Linked DNA regions of Homo sapiens: region 2 is linked to region 1. The links are chromatin loops, found by intact Hi-C in ENCODE. Cell type or tissue: Calu3. All regions are shown on one strand. Links, peaks and the distances in the headings refer to the core of each region. The heading gives the core; the rest is flanking DNA. Region 1 overlaps ATP8A2 (ATPase phospholipid transporting 8A2). Region 2 has its middle 16 kb from the start of LINC00415.

The links. Peaks named below come from ENCODE experiments on the same cell type or tissue, not always from the same donor. Only the 100,000 strongest peaks of a DNase experiment are listed, where the experiment ranks them.
Region 2: it touches region 1 in a loop (5-fold over the local background); 2 of 110 quality-filtered maps call a loop at or near these places.

Annotation. Positions count from the first base shown.
Region 1 is chr13:25,747,829-25,757,327 of GRCh38, reverse strand. The region is part of intron 25 of ATP8A2 (ATPase phospholipid transporting 8A2); the gene reads right to left. Among named protein-coding and RNA genes, the nearest start is that of SHISA2, 300 kb to the left of the region's middle. In Calu3, for the core only: no CTCF peak of the experiment used is centred there; no DNase peak of the experiment used is centred there.
Region 2 is chr13:26,070,845-26,080,343 of GRCh38, reverse strand. No RefSeq gene overlaps it. Among named protein-coding and RNA genes, the nearest start is that of LINC00415, 16 kb to the right of the region's middle. RefSeq lists a silencer at 3,333-3,547. In Calu3, for the core only: no CTCF peak of the experiment used is centred there; DNase peaks (open chromatin) are centred at 5,433 and 6,203.

The DNA.
Region 1 (9,499 bases), core at 3,703-6,202:
TAGAAAGGTGAGGAAAGCACGCGTGTGTCCACTGGAGCCACAGGGAGCGATGCTTTTTCTTTTTCTCCTATGGCCATCCTCCCACAGTGGCACAAGGTCCAGACCAGATTCTGTGACCAATGGTCCGAGGTGATAAAAACCAACATGTGAGGAAAAGCCTTCATGATCCTGTGGGCTATTTGGAAAATTCCTCCCTCCTCCCACCACTCCATCTCCTGGAGAGTAGGTGTATTGTCTCCCTAGAGGTTTAGTGTATGCTGTGGGGAAGGAGAAAAGAACTCAGGCGTTGGCAATGTGTGAACATATTAATGAGGGGGAAGGGTGGGGAACGAATGCGCTGAGCGAGCAGGATTCAAGGGATGGGCTGTACAGGGGCTCCCTGCCTCTTCTTAACCAGACAGACCCCCTCCCTGGTCCTCTTTTTCCTCCTCTGTGAAGAGACCAATGAGGAGGATTTCTAATGTTCCTTAAGCCAAAGCCTATGCTTTTAAGTTGAAAACAAAAATATGGGATTCAGTAATAATAATGATAGGGCAGCAGCAAGTGCTGATTTCGCACATACCATTTGATCATCAGTAACTGGGCTAAGTGCTTTCCACGCATTGGCTGCTGTAATCCTAAGCACAACTCTGCAAAATTGGTGCTGTTATTCTCTCCATTTTACAGGTAAGAAAACCCAGCTCAGAAAGATTGACACAGTATGCCCGAGGTCACAACCTAAGAAGTGGCCAAGACAAGACTAAACACAAGCAAGTGTCTTCTTGCTCCAGGCTCCACACCCTCACCTACTCTGTTACATTCTTTGATTTCTTCAAAACACACATTTGGAAGCTTTCACATAATTCTGCTGAGCAACTGGGCCGTGGGTGGGAGACAGAACACAGGTACCACAGCTTCCGCTCCCAACACTGTAAGAATCCAGCAGAGGAGCCACAACCACACCACTTCACTCCAGCCTGGACGAAAGAGCAAGACCCTGTCTCAAAAAAAAAAAAAAAAAGAATCCAACAGTTACCTAATCCTCCAATTCACAGTTTTCTGCTTATAATATGGGGACACCGCCATTGCCATCTGCTTCACAAGATAACCATGAAAACTGAATAAATGATAAAGATGGATGAAAGGTGAAAAAACCTATCCTGGCTGCTACACCTGGAGTAGGAGCTGCTGCTGCATGCTATCCTGGAGCACCATCCCCCTGCCTCTGTGAGGACACCATCCAGGCTGAGAGCTAGTGCTGGCTGGGAGTGCCCTTCCCCTCTCAGCTCCTGGCTTTAAGGCCTCTCAAGGTCTTCAGGACAGAGGTGGGAAGAGAAACAAGAAGAGAAGAAAGTCTTGGCTGACGTGTCCCTGTTTGAATTTATCTCCCTTCCCTTCAAGTCCACTGTCTATGTGTCAAATTCTATATGGGTTTTTTTTTGAGACGGAGTCTTGCACTGTCATCTGGGGTTGGAGTGCAGTGGTGTGATCTTGGCTGCCTGCAACGTCCACCTCCCAGGTTCAATCGATTCTCCTACATCAGCCTCCCAAGTAGCTGGGATTATACATGCCCGCCACCATGCCCAGCTAATTTTTTTGTATTTTTAGTAGAGAGGGGGTTTCACCATGTTGGCCAGGCTGGTCTCAAACTCCTGACCTCATGATTTGCCCACCTCAGCCTCTCAAAGTTCTGGGATTACAGGCATGAGCCACCGTGCTCGGCCTGGGGTTTCTTTATATATCAACCTATTATATTATATTACATATTCACACTGAAATTATTACTCACTGAATATGAATAACACAAATAAGATAGTAAGTTCCTACAGGGAAAAGATTATGTCTTCATTTTTAAATTGCCCCTACATTCAACGGAATGCTTTGCACACAATGGCTACTGCCAATTTTGCCTATGTGAATCAGATTGCAGCAATAATGGGAACAGTTTTGATAAGCAGTAGGAGGGCCACAGGACACAGGTGGGTTTGGAGATGGAATGAATCAGGAATGAAGAAGGAACTTTGGCAGGGTCAGTATGCCTCCCTTTCTGTAGCTTTGTCCCTGGGTGAAGCTGGGAGCTACAGTGGAGAGGGCCTGCCTCTGGAGATGGAATTGTGATAGTACCATCATTTGTCTTGATTGATTAGAACTGTACATTTAGCTCATCCTGACCTGATGCCCTAAAACAGTATCAGCTGTTCACAAGAATAAATTACAAACATACGAATACATGCAACTGTCACAAACATTGTCTCCTCAAGCAACGTCAAACAGCAAAGTGATTCTTTTCCATTCATGTGCTGGAAGTAGTTTTTCCTCTTACTCTTACCTCCAACAACAACAAAAAACCCAAAAAACAAATCAGCAAATAATCCAATCAAGGTGCAATTAGTATAAGTGGAAGTCTAGAAACAGTGTTTCACTAAGAAAATTGACAGAAATTGACATAAAACAAATTTTGAAAAAGCCTATGTAAAATAACACCAGACAACTAACAAGTGAAAACCACAACCATCCACTCCAACAGAAGACCATTTTTCTTAGCCTAAAATCCTAATTTATATAATTATTCTCTATCATAATAATCTCTTTTGCTATATTAAAAAACAGAAGTACTTTATCTCTGAAATGATTCTTAAATATTATAAAAATTAAATTAAAAATGGGATTTTTTGCTTTATATTTGACTAGAACAATTTTTTAAAATGAGCTAACACCGCTCTGTTTTTTGACATCAGAAAATTCTCCAAGATTCCCTTAGTTACATGGGGCTATATTTGTGCTATAAACTTCTAACTAGAGTTCTTCTAAATTGAAGGTATTAATTTCCAGTCAAAGGAAAATGTTTCAACATTATTGAAAAGAGAGTTCTGACTGGCTTCCAAGAAGCTATTTGTAGCTCATATCAGTAAAACCTCAAAAAAAAAAAATCGCATACTTTTTTTTCCATTTGAAATGTTTAAAAGGTGAAGTTTTCCTAAAATGCAAACAGAAAGCCATTCCTTCCTGTAACGACAAATGCTGAGTCTGGGCAGCCGGCATAGTGGCATGCCTGTTCTGTTCAGGGCCAGGGCCAGTTCTTCTTCGTCAGTTTTCTATGTACATTTTAGGATTCTTTATCAGCATGTAATGAAGCTCAGGTCATTAGCAGAACAAAGAAAAATATATTAAACAACCCAGCTATGCAGATGGCAACAAACTAGTCAACCCACATAAATACACCAGGCAATTAAGGGAGATGTGCAGAGATAGCCTATGGCCTCCAAGGCGTTACGCAGTGATAAGGCAGGGCTATCCATCTTGACTGAACAAACGGTATCTGCAGTGCCTAACGGCTCATTGACTAAGTCACACAGACACCATGCTAAGTGCAAGGGGTGCAATTTCTTTGAAAGTCCTTCAGTGAATGAAGGAGAGGAAAAGCATACATGGATGTTGGCTTAATACACTTTAACAGTAATTAGGAAATAGCCATTTTCTATTTCTTCCAGATGCTATGTTAGTGATAGAAACAGACTTTTCCTTAACTCTGGGGCCTGCGTTTTGACATAAGTGGTGTTTGTCTTTTGGGTGCACCCCAAGCACTCAGGATACTGAGACCCTTCCACAATCAGGGAGCAACACATGGCTGTCATGTGGCTGCCAGTTCCAAAGACAAAATATCTCCAAGAGAGAAGCTGGGAAAGGACATCATTGAGCTAAGAAGCCATCCCTCCAGGTTGAGGATAATTTTCCCTCTGTGATCTCCCTGCAATACCAGCACCATGTTTGCTGTTTTCCCAGCATAGTCCTGGTGGTGTTCATCTCAATAGCTGGCATGGAGCTGGCACTCAGAGAGTATTTGTGGACTGACCTACCGCACTAGAATGAGATTCTCAAATTTGCAGCTATGCATTGCTGTACTCTGTAGAAAGGCAAACAGAGGACTGTATGCAACAAAGGGAGAGGAAGCCAATAACCACACAAGCCAGAGCGTCTGGCCAACATTCACATGAGTCAGCACTGAGCTGGGGGCTGGAAATAAGCTAGAAATGGCTGTATAAAGGATTGTGGGTCGAGCCAAAGGGCAGCTGTGGAACCACACCCTGTAAGTGTTAGCACTTGGTTTGTGAGCTCCCACTTCCCGGATTTCCCTGCCACTTTTGCTCATACAGTGTTCTTGGACGTGCTGTTGGCCACCAGGCTACCCTTTCTCTGATCAGCAGCGCCCCATGCCCACTCCTCCACTCTGCCCTGTCTGTCCCTTCTCTTGGCACAAGAGCTTAAGGGCCCAGCTTGCTGAAGGAGACCGAGGGAGGGCACAAAGACCCCACAGCAGCCAGCGCTGGTGGTGCCCCCCAGTACTCCACAGTGCAAGAGGGGAGAGATGACCTATTTATAAATCACCCCAGTAAAACCTGCTATCACACATAGCTCAAAGACACGCTAGAGGGTGGCAAGGAAAGGGAAGGAGGAGAGTTAGAAAGAAAAATCAGAGGAGCCTTGCCCTGAGCTAGTTCTGAGACCATGGATAGAGATGCTGAACTAAAACCAGCCAAAAAGAATCTGAGGTAGAGGAAACACTTTGAACAGAGTTTGGCAACAACAAAGTAGACTAATATCACATAATGCTTATGTGTGGGCAAACAAGCACTGGCCAGGAGTTAGAGGCTGCATTGAGCTATGCTTGCACTGCCACTGCACTCCAGCCTGGGCAACATAGTGAGACCCTGTCTCTAAACACAAAACAAAACAAAAAACCATGCAGTCAGCATATGTCCATTCTTCCAGAACAATACATTTTACATCTACTGCACTCTCAAGGACCTGCTGATGAACAATAAGCTAGTGACTGTGCCTATGACCTTGTCTATTTATCCATTTACTTTCTTAAGATAAATTTCTTTCTTTTTTTTCAGAGTCTCACTCTGTCGCCCCGGCTGGAGTGCAAGAGTATGATCTCGGCTCACTGCAACCTTTTCCCGGGTTCAAGCGATTCTCCTGCCTCAGTCCCCCAAGTAGCTAGGACTACAGGGGTATGCCACCACTCCTGGCTAATTTTTGTATTTGTAGTAGAGATGGGGTTTCACCACATTGGCCAGGCTGGTCTTGAACTCCTGACCCCAAGTGATCCACCTGCCTCAGCCTCCCGAAGTGTTGGGATTACAGGCGTGAGCCACTGCGCCTGGCCTCTTAGGATAAATTTCTTAGGATAAATAGCCAAGCTGCCTATTCAGAAGTTATGCACATGTAAAATTTGTATTCAGATTGCCTTTACGTAGGACTGCACCAATATATATGCCCATTGGTACTCTCTTGCCTTGGCCCCCCAAAGTGCTGGGATTATAGGCATGAGCCTGAGCCACTGTGCCTGGCCCTCACTACCTATTGTTGAATGAAGAAAGCAAATTACAACAGTACACGTAACAGTAGCATCCAATTTTAGACACATACTAGATGTATACATACATATACATGCAGTGATAAAACTTCAGGAGAAAATGATTTAGAAAGTGGTTATCTCTGATTTGGGTGTATTATTCCTTCATTTTATTATTTCTGCTTATATTATTAACATAGATTACTTTTGTAAAGAAAAAGCAAATAAGTTATTAAAAGCAGTGTAAATACAATTCAGGCCAGGCTTAATCCCAGCACTTTGGGAGGCCAAACTCCTGGGCTTAGGTGGGAGGACTGCTTGAGCCCAAAAGTTCAAGACCAGCCTGGGCAACATAGCGAGACCTTGTCTCTACAGAAAATTTTAAAATTAGCCAGTCATGGCAATCACGCCTGTAGTCCCAGCTACTCAGGAGGCTGAGGCAGGAAGATCGCTTGAATCCAGGAGTTGGAGGCTGTAGTGAGCCATGACTGTGCTCGGGTGATAGAGTGAGACCCTGTCTCTTAAAAGAAAAAAAAATCATAAAATAAAATAAATAAATAATAAAAACACTTCAAGGTTTCACTCAATTTTAAAGCTTTACAATCCTTGCCTAAAATGAAGCCATTTCAGTGATGCTACATTACAGGATATTTCCATCATAACTTTCCAAGTACAAGGTATTTGAAGAAGTCCTAGAAAACAAGATGTTGCCATTTCTTTGCACTGTGCCTTTACCCTTCTGGTAGGCACTGTAGCAGAGCTGCTTATTACAGTCTGGGGCCCTCAGGGCATCTGTTGACGAGGTTGAATTCAAAGTAAGCCAAGGTATGGGAGGTTGACTTAGTTACTTTCAAATAACCACAGAGAATCTCCTTGTAGGAGAATCAGGAAACCCACCAAATAAATCACATTTGCACAGTAAGCTAAATTTTATCAGGAAAATGGAGCTTTTGTCCACCAAAGACGCAGTACTAGCTGTGAGCCCACGGGCGCCTTTGTCATTGAGACTCCCAAGCTCTCTGTGAGTGCTCTGATACACTGTGGTGCTGAAAACCTCCAAGATTTCAGTTCCCTGTTGGACCCTGGACAGAGAACAACACAATCTCAGGCTTTAAACATGGCTATGTTGTCACTAGGAATACTTTAGTGAACTACACGTGTAATTCCAAAAAGATTCCTTTTTTTTTTCCCCAAGCAACTCTTTCAAAACAGAAGTTTTGTATACATCGAGCAGAAGAGGACTTTTCTTCGCAAGCTTTTTGATGCCCATGTGCTCGTATAAACTCGATGCCAAAACTACACATATGAGGTACCTGCCGACAGGGCCCCCAGGCTCCCCACACTTCCTCCCTATTACTGGAACACACTCATTTCTAGAATCCCATCACGTGGTGGGGCGAAGGGCCCTGCTGAACTGAAAGTATCTACGGTGCTCCCAAAGCTGGGCTGAAACCACCGGCCTTCGGAATGGGAGCCGGGCAGAGCAACATGGAAGCAGGTGGGAGTCAGAATCGGGGGGATAGCTGTGGGGAGGGAGGCTGCTTCAGTGTGGGGGTGGGCACAGTGTATGGCCCAAAACTAGAGACAGATGAGAGTAACCAAGGAAGAGGGGGCACTAGCAGAGGGAAACTGCCCACAGTTAGGGCCCGTGTTCCTGGCTTTGGTAACTACACACAGATGTGTACTATTTTATTTGGTCTCCTGAAAACTCTAGCGACTACTCTGAGAAATGCAGCCTGCTCTGCCTGGGTCAGGAGCTGCTTTCTGGACACCGGCCTGTCTTCCACACGAACTGGACCAGTGACCCTTCAGGGAGGACTTCACCGAAGTTCTCCTTACTGTGGCTTTAGAGGGACACAAATAAGTAAATAAATATTGAGACAATCAGATGATTTCTAAAGATGAACTTGGTTGTTTCGTATACAAACAGGAGCTCACATACATGCAAATAATTCTTCTTCTTCGTTTTTTTGTTTTGTTTTGTTTTATTTTTTAGAGATGTGGTCTTGCTATGTTGCCCAGGCTGGACTCAAACTCCTGGGCTGAAGCAATCCCCCATCTCAGCCTCCTTAGTAGCCAGGACTAGTGGTACGTGCCACCATGCCTGGCCAAATAATTATTTTAAAAACAAACTTAGATGTCAACAATTAGAAACTAAAGAGACAATGTGACAGTTATCATCAGGCATTCATTCTACTCTATAGTGACCAGAATGTCCCATTTTAACTTCCTTTCCAGTTTTAAAGAAAATCGGAAGGAACATGAGTTGGCTGCTGCCTGTCTACACCGCAGCCTTGGTCTGCTCCTAAGGCAAAGCTGTCCCACTCTTTCTTAAATTCCTCCCATCTCCCTTGCCCCAGGAACAGCCTAAGCTCTGTAGCTGCTCACTCAAGGGGCTTTCTGACTGCCCCCACCGAGCACAGCCTCCTGCTCTGACATCGATGTGACAATGCCTGCGTCATGATTCCCTGCTGCCTACACCCCCTCCTCACCCACATTCCCACTGCTCTGCTTTTCTCCAGACAAAACCTGCACCGCAAACTCCCTCGCATCTGGACTCCCCTCGGCTAACTTCAGCTCTATCCTGAAGACCACCTCCAGTGTCGTCTCCTTCCTGGCGGGGTCCTCTGATGCTTCTCCCATCTCCGTCAGGCCCTCCTTCCCCTCTGCCAGCTTCACTTCCCCCTCCTCCACTCTCTTCCCATCAGAATACTCAGCCCATGCCCAGAAATCACCATTTCCAGGCCTGTCTTCCTGGAAGGACTGATTCCTGCAAGGCAAAGGTCTGTTCTCTTCAGCGTCTGCAGTGCCTCCCAAATGCCTGGCCCACCTGCTGCCAAGAGTTAGAAAGTGTCAACTTTTATTTCACGGAAGACAGAAAAACAACCTAAGGATCCACAATTTCATGTTAGTCAAAACTATTCTGCTATCTGCTATCTCAATTGGCATTATAATTTCACTGTCCTCTCACTACAAGCCATGGTGAAGATACACATTTCACCTTTCAAACTTCATAGAAATGTCCACTGATTTTAATCTCCACATACTGTTATTGAAATGCCTATGTGTATATACATGGTGGTGATGGGGGGCACTCTTTACAAATACTAAAAACACTAAAATAAAAAGGAGAAAAAACATTTTGAAAATGCTATAACCCAAACCAGAATAACTGCTAATACAAACAGGCCCCTTCCCAAATGTAAGCGGGTCACAAGTAATGGCTCACCTCAAAGTGGCCGCAGCAACGCTGTTTACTCTCCATTTGGGGCTTAAAAGCATTTTAGTTGATGAACAGGCCCTGAAGCAGAAACATCTAAACCCATGCTAATGCCCAGCAGAGCAGTAACTTCTTTTGATTAATTTACCAGCACTGAAAGCACAAGAAAGAGATCAAACCGCGTTCTGCACTAAACAATTAAACAAGCAGCCATGCCTCCAGTATGGTGTGCATCAGGATGAAAGCTGGATGGGGTCGAATGAAAAAGCAACAAATATCTTACATTGATTAATGCTTATAAAATTTTTTCCCCTTAAATGTCATAACATGTCATTCAATGCTCGAACCAAAGAGCTTATGTAACATTTAAAACAAAAAAAGAGTTCCAAAAGCCTAAGAAAATTCAGATGTGTCCTGAGGAGAAAAATCAGGTCATTCCAAACACTTCTAAAGAACATTCAAAATACTTTGGCAGAACTCTGACCAATTTGCTGAAATATCTTCAACATGAAACAGCATGGGGGGAAAATCCTATCATCTCCTTTCATCGAAAAATAATTTTTCTGCTATGAGTGAAATTGTTCTTAATTTAAACTAGCCCATTCACAATGTCCAATACTATCTATATACACTGTTTTGGAAACCCAGAGCTTAAACAAATATGATGATACAAATATATCTCTACTTAGTAATTTTTTTCTCAAATTGGAATTTAAACCATATGGTGATTCCTAAATCAGAATGAACTACAAATGTCAGTAGTTAACCCTTATAGATTTTCTGAATGATTGGCTGAATGAATTTTTAAAACCCAATAAATGTCTTTGTAATAAAACAAAACTTATATACTTGTAGAAAAATATCTGAACAAAGCCAGCTAAAAACGTCAGCTTAGGAAAGTCAAACTTGGTGCATTTTACATCCCTGAAGAACATTTCTTG
Region 2 (9,499 bases), core at 4,728-7,227, 320 kb before region 1:
TGCAATCTCATTCTCTGAGTGCAGGCTGCATCTAGCAACTTGCTCCTAATGAACAGAACAGGACCAAAGGGATGGGATGTCACTTGTGAGATGAAGTTATAAAAAGACCCAGGATTCCATCTTGCCATCTTTCTGGCTCTCTCACTTGCCTGCTGTGATTAAGGGCAGATGCTATGTCATGAGCTACTGCATGAAAAAGATCACATGGAAAGAAATGGAGGGAGTCCTCCAGCCAACTGCCAGCAAGGAACTAAGGCCCTTAGACCAAGGGCTTGTGAGGAACTGAATCCTGATGGCAACCACTTGAGTGAGCTTGGAGTCAGACCCTGCGCCCGCTGAGCCTGCGGATGGGACTGCAGCCCTGGCCAACTCCCACCTTGATCCCAGTCTGTGAGACACCCTGATTCAGAGGGCCCGGCTAGCACACAGTTGGATTCCTTCCCCAGAGAATCTGTGAGATAAGAAATATTTGGAGCTTTTAAGTCTAATATTTGGAATAAATTGTTACACAGCAAAAGATCCTAATAAAAATAATTATCACTTGTATACCTAAATTTTGATTTACTTTTCTCACACTTGTGACCAATGTCACACTCTTCCTCAGATCTGGGTGTGGTAGAGACTGTCATTGGTCTACCCTACATGCATTCTCCTCATCTGCCCTGTTGACACAGTCTGATGTAGTTAAAAGATATGTTTACCTATACCTCCCTTTGCTGCATTTCGACGATGGTAGTAAGTGTATCATGTCCTCCTCTCTTCCCCAGAAATGCTAAGTAAGTCTCTTCCAGATGGTGTTCAAGGTCTTTCACAAACTGACCTCACCTTACTTTTCTAGGTAGGCTCACGGCTATTGTTATGTTGATCCTAAGGTAAGTAGTTTAACGTGGGAATCTCTACGTGCTTTTCCTAATTATGTAAATGAAAACTATAAGCACGTGGGTGTAATTCAGAAGAAAAGGCCATGCATACTATTTCACAGTATGGATATATCACAATTTATTAACCCAACCCCATGTCTTGGGCACTCAGCTTGTTTACAGTGAAGATCTTTACCAAAGCAATACTACTTTGAATATCCTTTAAGCACATCCTTGTATAATCCCAAATTGAAGTATCTTAATGATAAGATTGTTTTCTGCTGGGCGCCATGGCTCGGGCCTGTAATCCCAGCATTTTGAAAGGCTGAGGCAGGTGGATCACCTGAGGTCAGGAGTTCCAGACCAGCCTGGCAGGATCTCAGCTGACTGCAACCTCTGCCTCCTGGGTTCAAACAATTCTCCTGTCTCAGCCTCCGGAGTAGCTAGGATTATAGGCGCACGCTACCACGCCAGGCTAATTTTTGTATTTTTAGTAGAGACGGGGTTTCACCATGTTGTCCAAGTCGGTCACAAATTCCTGACCTCAAATGATCCACCCACCTCGGCCTCCCACAGTGCTGGGATTACAGGCATGAACCACTGCACCAAGCCAACAATAAATTTTAAAGCACTTAAACTTGAAGCTCAGAAAATTATTAATCAGATAACATGAAGGAAAACAAACATTATTTAAAAATTATTTAATATATTCCATCAGTGTTGCAATGCCTATTTCATGACATACATGGTTATATATATATGTAACTGTATTGTAACACATTACATTACAGTATATTTAATATATTACTGTTTTTAACATATTACATTACAGTAATATATTTAATATATTACTGTATATTTAATATATTTCTGTAACATGGCAAGCATTGTTGGTTCACTACCAACAATTCTTCTCTACTTGCTTGTTAACAGAAAGACGGTTCAGGTAGCCATACTTTCTTCACATTAGTCAACTCAAAATAAGTCCCTTTTTTGGTTTAAGCCAATTATGACGGTTCTCTTTCTGCATCTGTGATTAGCTTAGAAGTGGGCATGTGACTTCATTCTGGCCAATGAGATTAGAGGGGAGTCCTGCAGAAAAGCTTATAGGAGAGATTGTTTTCCTATGAAGAAGGAGACCAGGAGCGGTGGCCTCTTTCTGCTTCTGGATGTTTCTGTACCTAGATGTGATACCTGGAACCGCTGCAGCAATCACGTGAGCACAAAAGGAGCCAGCCTGGGTGGAGGCAAGGCCAGCGCTCAGAATGGTGAAACAGAGCGGTGGGGAAAACTGGGTCCCTGCAGTGATATATTTGAGCGGCTGTCTCAATCAGCAATTGGGCCACCCTTAATAATAAGTTGTCTTATTATTTAAGCCAGTTAAGTCAGGGGCTTCTGTTCATTGCAGCTGAAGTCATCCCAATTTACCTAACATAAATTACTTTAAAAATAGTACCAGATTACCATATTTGAAATGCTAGCATTTATCATTTTCAAACCTTTAAAACTTTTGCCCTCAAAAACATTAAACATTAGAGCATGCAAAAAGCAAACATACAAACAGAAAACCACCTAAACTTTGAGGGAGAAGTAATTTCACCCTATCAATGTTAGGCAGTTATTTAAGTCAGTTCATATTTTGAAAGATCACAGGTTGATCTACACTGGCGCTATAAAAAACATCAGTGCGTTTTTACAATTTATTTCTAGTTTTTACCCAAGACCTAATTCTAACATGAACACATAAGCCATTGGTAATATGAACCGGATAATACGTAGTTACTCTAGTTCACATCACATGTTTAAACACTTCTGGAGAACTCCAGATCACGTGATAAATGGCTGTCAGTGGCAAAGTAGTTTCCTCTCTTAGAGAAAGGGGCAGGAGGTGGTAACACTCTCAAAAGGTGGCTAAGACGCACTTGAAATGTGTCCGGAGCATCATAAAATTGCATGACAAGAATAGAGAGGGAAAGCCTGGAAGAGAATACAGAACCCTCAAGGGCCCACCATGCCAGTGTACCCAGCACCAGAATTATCTGCAGCTTAAGGAGAAGGTGTCCCATGCACTAGTGGCCATGATCATTATTGGCAGCTCCTCCAGTACGTGACTTTTGTTTATGTATTAACAAAGACAAGAAACCTAACCAACATTATCACCCCTCTATAAGTTCAGAGAAGAATAGGTTGGCAGTAGAGAAATATGCTTGGGAAATGCTGTGAAACGACGTGTATGAAGTGAACCAAGCAGAAGCCAAGAAATGACAGAATACATTGAAAAGAGAGTCGCCCCTCATCACTGCTTAGTAAAATCCTTGTCCTATCGCAACATCATGCAGTGCAGCAGCCTGCTGGGGTCTGAGCACGTTGCAGCAGGAGCTTCCTTTCTACTGTTCCAGGTTTTGTCAAGTAAGTAAGACTGAGGAGCCTGTGCAACATCCACATGGAGATGTAAGGGGAGCAGCTGAGCGCACAGATGGAGAGCGCAGAGAAGGGGCTGCAGGCAGAGCTCTCAGTCATTGGTCTATGGGAGGCTGCATGAGCTGGCTCAGGAGAGTTGAGAGAAAGAAGAGAAGGAAACCAAGGCCTGAATCTCCAGGGGTCTTAGGATACTTGCTATTTGTATGATAACACAACCCCAGTATTAACCCCCAAGTCTTCAGTTAATGTCTAAAACACACTGCCACCTTAATAGCGTTTGGGAAATCTGGGGAAAATGCCTGGGTTCTATTCTGGGTTCAGCACATACAGAATGACTCTGAGTGAAAAGGGAACGTCTGCAGGGTCACCAACAGCAACTCACTGAAATCTCTAAAAGGGCTGAGCTCCCAGAAGGATGTGTGGGGAGTGGGAGAATGGGAGGCAGTTGAATTAATATATATATGTATTTTTTTTGAGACGGAGTTTTGCTCTGTGGCCCAGGGTGGAGTGCAGTGTCAAGATCTTGGCTCGCTGCAGCCTCTGCCTCCCAGGTTCAAGTGATTCTCCAGCCTCCCAAGTAGCTGGGACTACAGGCGCCGGCCACCACACTTGGCAATTTTTTGGGGGTGTTCATCATGCTGGCCAAGCTGGTCTTGAACTCCTGAGCTCAAGTGATCTGCCCACCTCAGCCTCCCAAAGTGCTGGGATTACAGGTGTGAGGTGAGCCACTGTGCCTGGCCAGTTAATGTGAATTTAATGTCAGCACATAGAGTGCCTTCAGCTGATACGTGGCTCACTTGAGCAATTTTCAGTCATGTCAGGTGTATGATATGATTCGTCAATACTTTAATCTGCATGTGTATTGTAATAAATATTTCCTGTGCAGTCACTCTGCCACACATTTTGCTGGGCCCTGGGGTGACAGCAGGAAACAAAAACCTGTTGCCTGAGCTCATATAGGTTACAGTCAGGTCAGGGAATAGATACACAATTTGTTTTTACAGAGTCTTGTCAATTCCCAGAAAAATTCCCTGTCCCCAGCCAGGAGGCTCCTTGAGAAAAGATTTCCTAAAACTAACAAAAACAAAAACTAACCCAACCATGGACCACCCTAGGTAAATCATTTGGGAAAACTTCCTGCTCCAAAACTCCTTGCTAAAGTGTCTTTTCTGCTCAGGAAGACTTTTATTTTTTAAGGCTCCCTCTTGGGATGGAACTTTCTAAAGGTAATGTGTCTGCAGTCTCTTGCCTGCCTACATTTCTCAAAGCTATTTGCTCAGACTTTCTGTTTGCTCTTTGGTTTTCCCAAGAAAACCAAGGACACTAGATGGAACCCATGGTCCATCATTTTCCTCTCAATACAGGCCAGCCACCGGCCACATGCGGCTTCGGGTGTTTCCTCCACTCTGCTGACTTCTGCACGTGGTCCACTGCTGATCCCCAGCTTAGGCAGAATAAAATGCATCTTCACTAGGAAATACGCGATTACACACCAAGATCAGGCTTTTCCTGAATGTGGCTTTTTACCCCTCATGTCAGTATTTTTTTTAATTAATTAATCTCAGATGAGGTGTCACTATGTTGCCCAGGCTGTTTCAAACCCCACGCTTAAGAAATATTCTGCCTCAGCCTCCTGCCTACTGAGTAGCTGGGACTGTAGGTGTGTGCACTGCCCCTGCCCAAGTCAGGATTTGTCAGGTTATCCTAAAGATGACTTTTATGGAACTACGCCCAGAAAGACCAGCCACATCTAATACTTAGAAAAATAAAAACAAAAATTAAGATACCCCTGGATAAGTCACTTCTCAAGGATTTTGCTTCTGCAGAACCAAGAAAGCCACCTGCCCCTAAAGCCTCATGGCGTTTTCAAACCAAGGAATCATCTTTTCTATGCGGGTGGGAGCCAGGACCACTCCAGGTCCCAGAAAAGAGAACTCGCTATATGGTTTTTGTTTGTTTGTTTATTTTAAGGTCCAGGGTGGTCCTGAAATTTGTGTGAGGAGTCAGCCTTGATTTTTGGGAAGTCACCCGGTTTCAGTTCACGGCCGCCCACGCTGGTAACTCTGGGCTTTTTAGGGTGGAGTGAGGCCTCGGGAAGCTCTTCAGCCGACTCAAAGGGAAACCAGCTTCTGGACGTGGCCAGGGGGAGTGTGCTGCCCTCTCCCGATGACACACCGTGTTCCTGGGTTCATTCAGTGGATATAGCCGAAGATTGTTTTACCAGGCATAGTTCACATTCTTTTAATTCTTGGGAAAAAGTAAGGCGTGACTGTCATGTTCATCTGCGGCATCTCAAAAGGTCAGAGACGCTGTGTTTTGAAAATATTATCCCTGGACCGTGAAAGCACGAAGCACGGGAAGCTGTGGACTTAAACCTGCTTCCATTCTTCCCACTGCTTTGGATTCACTTAAGTCAAACCAGGGGTGTTAGTCAATAAAAAGTGTTTCTATTTCCTTTGAATACAATTGAATTATCTTGCAATTTTATTAGTAAGATAAGTTTTGTTAGCTGTTATGCCTTATGATGTTTTTGAGCAGCCACACTAATTGTGCTCTGAAAAGTAGCGCCTTTGTGATTATAATAATTCAGTGTAGGAAAGAATGAACAGGTGGCTTTCTGATGGAAATAATATTTATTTATTTATTCTTATTTTTTTTTTTTAGATGGAGTTTCACTCTTCCCCCGGGCTGAAGTGCAGTAGTGCAATCTCAGCTCACTGCAACCTCTGCCTCCCAGGTTCAAGAGATTCTCCTGCCTCAGCCTCCTGAGTAGCTGGGACTACAGGCGTGCAGCACCATATCCGGCTAATTTTTGTATTTTTAGTAGAGATGAGGCTTCACTATGTTGACCAGGCTGGTCTTGAACTCCTGACTTCAGGTGATCCACCCACTTCAGCCTCTCAAAGTGCTAGGATTACAATCGTGAGCAACTGCGCCCGGCCCAGGAATACTTTTTCATTGAGGGGAAGAGGGAGTGGGTGGAGACTGACAATAAGGTACTCTTGAGGAAATATGGTAGAAGGGTGGATAAATATCAGCACATGAGGAGTTGCTTCACAAAAATATCCAACCTACTGACAAAAGAGTTGTGGAGTATTTCATGATACAATAGTGATCATTGTTCTGTGTCTGTGAGACCTCCTTGCGTCATTTTACCTTGGTCACTTCAAATCCTATAAACAAACATTTACTGAGATCTCATGTGCAGCGGGCACGGTGCTGGGGGTTTGGTCTCAAGGCTAAGGAGGTGGAGGAGATTGGGCTTCCAAGGAACAGGTGAATAAATAGATTCATTGAGTTGTGGTGGTTCTATTTCCTCTTCCCACCAAAACCACATGCGGGAAACATAGTTCCTCAAAGTCTGTGGTGTGGGTTTTAAGTTTTTTCATGTTCTTAGATCTAAAAGAATCAGGCCGGGCACAGTGGCTCATGCCTGTAATCCTAGCACTTTGGGAGGCTGAGGCGGGCGGATCACGAGGTCAGGAGATAGAGAGTATCCTTGCTAACACGGTGAAACCCCGTCTCTACTAAAAATACAAAAAACAAAAACAAAAATAGCCGGGCGTGGTGATGGGCGCCTGTAGTCCCAGCTACTCAGGAGGCTGAGGCAGGAGAATGGCGTGAACTCGGGAGGCGGAGCTTGCAGTGAGCCGAGATCGCGCCACTGCACTCCAGCCTGGGCCACAGAGCGAGACTCCGTCGCAAAAAAAAAAAGAAAAAGAAAAAGAAAAAAAAGAATTTTGAACATCAAATTTTAGAAGCTGCTAGTACAACTGGAAGAGCAGATATAGGTAAACCATTTTCTTCACTAGTTTGACCACATTATTTGATTGCTTCTCTAAAATGGGATTTCTTTTCTTTTCTTAATGGCCTCTCGTTTGTTTACTGAGAGATGCTTACTCTACTGTGTGTCTTACATCTAAACTAGATGGAGCAACACTGAATTCCGGGTGTAGTCAGATTCTTCTTCCTCCCATGGTCCAGTGTACACAAGGGCTTCCCGCCAAGTGCCCACCTCTGGTTCTCCTCCTGTCCTCACGGTTTTCCTCTTTGGCTATGGTCTCTGCTCAGCACTGGTCTTCTCTTTCCCACACTCTACTGCAGTGTATACACACGCAGCCTTGGTCCCTGTCCTCTCAGTAATTATTTCAGAAGACCTCCCGCGTTTATTCACGGGTAGCAGGCACCTCATCACGTCCTCGAGCTCCTCTTGGCATCCTTAATTAGCCCCCACATTGCAGCCAGAGTGAATTCCATGCACACAGCCATCAGCAAGCACCAGGCCTCTGCCTACCGCGCTTAAATATTTATTGTTATAATAATAAAAAAGGAGGAGGAAGCTTTCGTAAATAAGGATGATGAATTAAAATTCACTGTGATGTAAATTGTTCTGGGTTAAAGGAAAAATCGACAGGATTTTCTCTAAAATGATTGAAAAATCTCTGGATGCTGCAGGTCAGGCCAGTAGACAGCAGGGGGCATGAGAGACATTTCTCCCGTTCTCAGTCCTGTCCCCGAGCTTGTGAAGGCAGCGCACACTTGCTTCCAATGCGATCCTTGCAGCTTTTCCACCCATGACATCTGTTTGTTTTTTTCAATTTTATGTATTTTTCTATCACAAACCTTGATTTTTTCCCCCTGCACTGTGTAAGAATCTATGCATTAGCCGATAATAAAACATCTGGGCCAAAAGACTAGTAGTTTTCTGTTCCTCATAACTTGCTCCCAAAACAGTGGCCGAGCATCCTTCTACTTCAGAATATTAGGGCGCATTGCAAAGGTGCTTCAGTAGCATTCAACATTTTAAAAACACATATAACGTATAACATTTTTAACCTTTTTAACATTTTTTAAACACACGTAACAACTTAAAACATTATTTCTGTTTTTCCTTTAATAATATTGGAAATTTCAAAAGAAGTCTTTTGTTGATTTGTTTGTTCCATTTTGCAAATAGTCACTGATCTTATAACAGTGAATTTTATCCTGCAGGAATTCTGGCCTATTTTGGTTGGGGAAGTGTCAGCTGTGGTTTGGGAAGATGAGAGTTTATGATGTAACTAATTGGAGACAAATGAAAATATTCAGTTTGCTTCTCCTGTAGTCTCTGTCTGGTCTGTCTGCCCTCCATCCAACCTATCCAGGCCATCTGCAAACTCCCAATGGAGTTATCTTCTAGAGTTTGACCTTGGCAGACGATGTTAGCAACAGCTGAATGCTCTTCCCAGCTCCATTCTGCAGCCGCTCTCCAGGTGTGGCCTGCCAGTCAGGAGGACTTCTCAGTCCTTTGGATTTTCAGACTGATCTGTCTTTGCAGAGTCCCCTCCTCTTGCTTTAAACCCCCTCTCCCTCTTCTTCACCTAGCTTGGGAGTCTCCTTTTCAGGGGGGGTTTCTTCACTGCCCCCTCCTCTATGCCCAGGTTGAACAAGATTCACCAAAGCACTCACTACGTCTTATTTAATTCATTCTTTATCACATTTGTTTCCTTCCTATAGGTTAAGTATCTTCTTACTTTTATATTCTGTGTTAGTTTAACACCTAGTAAGTGCTCAATAAATGTTTGCAGAGTAAATAAAATTATGGCTAATTTGATCCAGCAATCCTACTTCTAAGCATATATACCCCCCAAAAGCAATAAGTTTATCAAGATATCTGCACTCCCATGTTTATCACAGTCCTATTCACCACAGCCAAAATGTGGAACCAATGTAAGTATCCATCAATGAATGAATAGATAAAGAAAATGTGGGATATATACAGAGTGGAATACTAGTCAGCCATAAAAAGAAGGAAATCATGTCATTTGCAGCAATGTGAATGGAGCTGGAGGTCATTGTGTGAAGTGAAATAAGCCAGGCACAGACAAATATTGCATGTTCTCACTCATATTGGGGAGCTAAAAACATTGATCTCATAGAGCTATGAAGTTAGAGTGATGGTTACCAGGGGCTGGGAAGGGTAGGGGGAGAGGAGGAATGAAGCGAAGTTGGTTAATGGGTTCAAACATACAGTTAGAGGAAATAAGGTCTAGTGTTTGTTAGTACAGTAGGATGACTATAGTTATCAATATTGTGTATTTCAAAATAGCTAGAAGAGAAGATTTGCAATGTTCTCAACACAAATAAATGATGAGTAGGCCGGGTGTGGTGGCTCATGCCTGTAATCCCAGCACTGTGGGAGGCTGAAGCGGCAGATCACGAGGTCAGGAGTTCGAGAC